Regions from separate parts of the Mus musculus genome. Here region 1 is linked to region 2. Evidence: chromatin loops called from intact Hi-C (ENCODE). Cell type or tissue: gastrocnemius. All regions are shown on one strand.

The links. A loop is a pair of places that touch in the nucleus more often than their neighbours do. Peaks named below come from ENCODE experiments on the same cell type or tissue, not always from the same donor. Only the 100,000 strongest peaks of a DNase experiment are listed, where the experiment ranks them.
Region 1: a loop joins it to region 2, with 2.5 times the contacts of the local background. A loop is called at or near these places in 9 of 42 quality-filtered maps.

Annotation. Positions count from the first base shown.
Region 1 is chr15:81,376,559-81,379,058 of GRCm38, reverse strand. It overlaps St13 (suppression of tumorigenicity 13), which reads left to right. Exons shown (of 12, transcript NM_133726.2): 6 at 1,059-1,143; 7 at 1,261-1,371. Among named protein-coding and RNA genes, the nearest start is that of Slc25a17, 17 kb to the right of the region's middle. In gastrocnemius, no CTCF peak of the experiment used is centred here; no DNase peak of the experiment used is centred here.
Region 2 is chr15:81,648,155-81,650,654 of GRCm38, reverse strand. Ep300 (E1A binding protein p300) reads right to left here. Exons shown (of 31, transcript NM_177821.6): 30 at 2,035-2,316; 31 at 1-1,853. Among named protein-coding and RNA genes, the nearest start is that of L3mbtl2, 14 kb to the left of the region's middle. In gastrocnemius, no CTCF peak of the experiment used is centred here; DNase peaks (open chromatin) are centred at 356, 663 and 1,257; H3K27ac peaks cover 932 bases.

The DNA.
Region 1 (2,500 bases), 270 kb after region 2:
TAGAGATGCATCTGCCCCTGTCTATCAAGTGCTAGGATTAACACCATGTGCCCCTACTCCCCAGGCAGCTATGCTTTAGATTTTTAAAAGATAAACTTTTTCAGTGTGTGAGTGTTTTTGCCTGCATGCATGTATCATCCTTGGAGGTCAGAACAGAACATCGGATCCCCTGGAACTGAAGTTACAAATGGTTGTAAGTCACCTTGTGGGTTCTGGAAACCGAACCTGGGTCTTCTGCAAGAGTAAGAAGATTCCTAGCCATTGATGCAGCTCTTGCTTATTTACTTTTTGCTTGATGGTAGGGTACACGTGCGCAGTGCATATGTAGAGGTCATTGGGTCAGTGGACAGCTTTCAGAAGTTCACTCTCTGTCCAGATTTGCTGGGACTAATTGTGTATGTAGCCTAGGCTTGCCTCTAATTTTCAGTTCTCTGATTTCTGCTGCTTGGATGCTGGAGTTACAGATGTGCATCACCTTGCTTTGTCTTTTTTTCTTATAAGTATTTTAAAATTTTTTTATGTGTATGGGTGTTTTGCCAACGTTTGCACTCGTTGTATGCCTAGTGCCATGGAGGTGAGAAGAAGGCATCAGATCTCCTGGAACTTGGGTTATAGATTGGTGGTTGTAAGCCCATTATATGGTTGCTGGAAGTTGGACTTGGGACTTCTGGAATAACAATTATTGCTCTTAACCATCAAGGTGTCTCTCTAGCCTCTTATTTTAAAATGTTAAAGTGCTGGCTACTAAACATGCTTGGTGGAAGGCACTGTTACTGAGCCACATCTCCAATCTGTATACTAGCCTGTTCTCTTTTTAGAAGAGTAGACTGAGAAATGATGTATAATTCTTAATTAGATAAGAAGTCAGACTATTTTATTAACATCTTTGTCTTCTGGACATTTTCTTTCACATCTCCAATCTGTATACTAGCCTGTTCTCTTTTTAGAAGAGTAGACTGAGAAATGATGTATAATTCTTAATTAGATAAGAAGTCAGACTATTTTATTAACATCTTTGTCTTCTGGACATTTTCTTGGTAATTTTATTTTCACTTCAGGTGAGCTCCAGAAAGCCATTGACTTGTTCACAGACGCCATCAAGCTAAATCCTCGCTTGGCTATTCTGTACGCCAAGAGAGCCAGGTAAGAACACTGGAGCACAAAGTCCTTTCATAGACTTCTTAACTCAATTTTGTAGAAATCTCAAACGTTTTATTGTTTAAAATGAAGTTTCTCTTAATAATACCTTTTTTTTTTAAGTGTCTTTGTCAAACTACAGAAGCCAAATGCTGCCATCCGAGACTGTGACAGAGCCATTGAAATAAACCCTGATTCCGCTCAGCCATACAAATGGCGAGGGAAAGCACACAGGTAAATGAGCAAATAAATACTGCTTAGAGAGCTGAGTTTGACCGGTAGAACCCATGAGCTAAAAAGGTGGGTGTGGTCAGGTAGTGATGGCACACACCTTTAATCCCAGCAGCACTAGACAGGCAGAGGCAGGTGGATCTCTGTGAGTTTGAGACCAGCATGGAATCTAGAGAGCTCAGGACAACCAGGGCTACAGATATATTGCCCCAATCCCCAAATGCTGGGCGTGGTGCTATGGAGGCTAGAAACAGGTCAGTGAGTCTCTAGGATTCCCTGCTGGCAGCCTAGCATGCACACATGGTGAATTGTAGGGCAGCATCCAGAAGCAGAAGTTGACTGAGCCTGAGAAATTGTTCTTGAGACATACACACACAGGCACAAAGAAGTCACGTTTAAGCAATTTTCAAGGCTTAGTGCTTTTATTTCAAAGTAATGTGTTCAGAATGAAGAATTAAGAAAAGGAATGAGAAGCTGGGCAGTGATGGCTCACGCCTTTAATCCCAGCACTTGGGAGGCAGAGGCAGTCGGATTTCTGAGTTCGAGGTCAGCCTGGTCTACAGAGTGAGTTCCAGGACAGCCAGGGCTACACAGAGAAACCCTGTCTCGAAAACCAAAAAAAAAAAAAGATTTCACTCCTTCCACGTAAAATCACTCAACATTATTGAGTCACACAGGCACATACAAGGCAGCCTGGTTTCCTTTACCTGCAAGAACACAAAAAGAGATATTGAATACCCTAGTCTGAAATGTCTTTATTCATTATTCTTTATTCATTACTGGGACGTTTAAAAAATCTGGATAAAGGGCTGGAGAGATGGCTCAGTGGTTAAGAGCACTGACTGCTCTTCCGAAGGTCCTGAGTTCAAATCCCAGCAACCACATGGTGGCTCACAACCATCCGTAATGAGATCTGACTCCCTCTTCTGGAGTGTCTGAAGACAGCAACAGTGTACTTACATATAATAAATAAATACATCTTTTAAAAAAAATGTTTAAAAAAAAAAAAGAACATGCCTGACCTTAAAAAACAAAGAAAATCTGGATAAAGAATCAATTTCAGCTAGTCTAACAATCATTTATAGTTTGGAACTTACTGTTTGATGTTTGTCTGAGTGAGATCCAGTGGCTG
Region 2 (2,500 bases):
ACTTGATTGGAGAGAGAATTAGGGATTTGTTGACCTTGTAGGTGTGGGGACTGTGCCTGATTTGGGAGCATGTGCTGCTGTGGGCTCATAGGGTTGGGCTGAGCAGGAGACCCCATCTGTTGTTGAAGAAGTCGCTGCTGATAGGCCTGTAGACTGGCTCCTGCCTCAGCCCCCAGAGCCTGGGGAAGCTGACCCATTTGTCCCATATTTCCTTGCTGCATTTGCTGCATGTGATGCTGCATTCGCTGCTGCTGCTGCTGCTGCGGTGGATAGCCAATTCCTTGGGGCTGCTGGAACTGGTTGGCCATTCCAGGGCCGATTCCTGGCCCTGCTCCCTGCTGTTGCATCATCTGCCGTCTTAAGATGTCTCTGAACTGTGAAGGCATGGTATTGTGATTCATGTTCATTTGCTGAGCTTGGGGACTCATTGCTCCCATGGGTGGCTGGAGCTGCTGCTGCGGCTGCTGCTGGGGCAGGCCAGCTCTCTGGACACCTGCCTGCAGAGGATTCATGTTCTGCAAGGCTGGGTTGGAGTGGACACCTTGCTGGCCAGGCATGGTAGGTGGCTGCAGCCCTGGCTGTCCCTGGGTCATGCCAGGCTGTCCAGGGAGAGGCTGTGGATTAGGGTTGGCATACTTGGCAGCCCGCTGCTTGATGAATGCAGCCAACAGTTGGGGGTTGGCATGAAGGATACTAAGCACCTGTTGCTGCTGTAAGGGAGAACTGGGAGACCTGAGAGTCCGCAAAAGGTTTTGTAAGGCTTGTTGAGACACAGTGCCTGGCTTGAGAGGGCTCACACCCACTTGGCCCAATCCTGGTTGTGGAGCCATGTTTAAAGGCTGACCATGCTGGGCCACTGACATCATGGCTGGCCTTGGCATCCCTGACTGCATCTGCTGGGGCTGAGGCATTCCTCCTTGGGCCCAAGGTGGCTGTTGCTGCATTCCTGCTGGACCTATTCCTGGATCCAAATGCCCACCAGGACCTCTGGCCATAGGAGGTGGGTTCATGCCCATAGGGGCCATGGGTGACATCTGGGGCATCTGGTGCTGGATTGGCCTTTGGAAAATCTGTACATGGGCCATCTGGCGCTGTGTCTCTGCTGCCCTCTGAATTTGCATTGCCATTTCTACTGCTGCAGGTGGAGGCCCTGGAAGGGGGGCCTGAGCAGTCTGAGGTGGGGTAGGTGGGGTCACCTGGCCTGGTGCCTTACCCTGGGACACAGGGCCAGTAGTCTGAGTCCTGGGTAAGTAGGGTGTCATGTTGTTGGGAGGAGTGGGCTGTGGTTGAGAGGTGGGTTGGGGCTGGGGTGTCTGTGGGGTGGCTGGCTGTTGGCCAGTAGGGGTAGTTGGTGTAGCAGGAGTTGGGGACGGCAGGCCCTGCTGCTGCCCCGCCACACCAGTTCGTTGCATGCTGGCCATCCTCCTACGGAGCATCTGAGCCTGTTGGAGCCGGTGCTGCAGCTGTTGCTGCCGGAGCTTTTGCTTGATGTTGAGGCAAAATGGCACCGGGCACTTGTTCTCCTGGCAGTGCTTGGCATGATAGCAGCAGAGGGCAATAAGCTGTTTGCAAATGGGGCACCCACCATTGGTTTTCCGTTTGCAGCCTTTGGTGTGCTGCACAACCCTCTTCATCTTCTGGCAGGAAGGCAGGGAGCAGTTGGCGTTGCGGCACTGACAGGCATGCACCAGAGACTGGATGCAGCGTTGGATGCTCAGGCGGCGGGAGTCTCCTGGGCTCTGTGTAGCTGCAGCTTGCTGGTTATTGCTCTCATCATCTAAGCCAAGGCCTAGTTTCTCCATTTTGTGGTCATGATTTTTAGTGTTATAACAAGTGATGCACAGGTCATAATCCTGAAGGAGAAGAAAAAAACCAGAAGATGCAGGTCAACTCTGCAAAAGTGAATAAAAGCTCCCTTTATAAAACACAACCAATCTCTTCAGTTCTGTCCTTCCCAACAAGAGGGCAGAGGTTTGTAACACATGTTTACATCACAGCTCACACAATGGGGACCTTCCCACATGTAGTGCCTACCTCACACACAGTGCAATGCCAGCGTGTCTCCACGTGGTGCTTGCACTCGTTGCAGGTGTAGACAAAGCGATCCTGACTCTGTGTATGGAGCTCCACCAGCATGCACATGGTAGACCACTGGGCTCTTCGAAGTGAAGAGAACTCCAGGTGCTTGTCCCTTGCAAGGGTGAGAAATGCATCTCTACCGTCCATCAGGTCACAGGGGATGAGAGGGTCAGGATCAACAATGGGAGGCAGGGAATTGGGAGCAGGACAAGCGATGAGGCGGATCACAAAGAAAACCTGCCAAAAGAAAAGCTCATTGTGACTTTCGAACTGCAATGCCACTGCAATAGAAAGGCACCTGAGGAGAAGAGAGGAGAGCACAGAAGGGTTAGTTGAAGCCCTTCATCCTTGTTCATTCTGAGACTTTAAAGATCTCACAACCACCTGTAATGAGATCTGATGCCCTCTTCTGGTGTCTGAA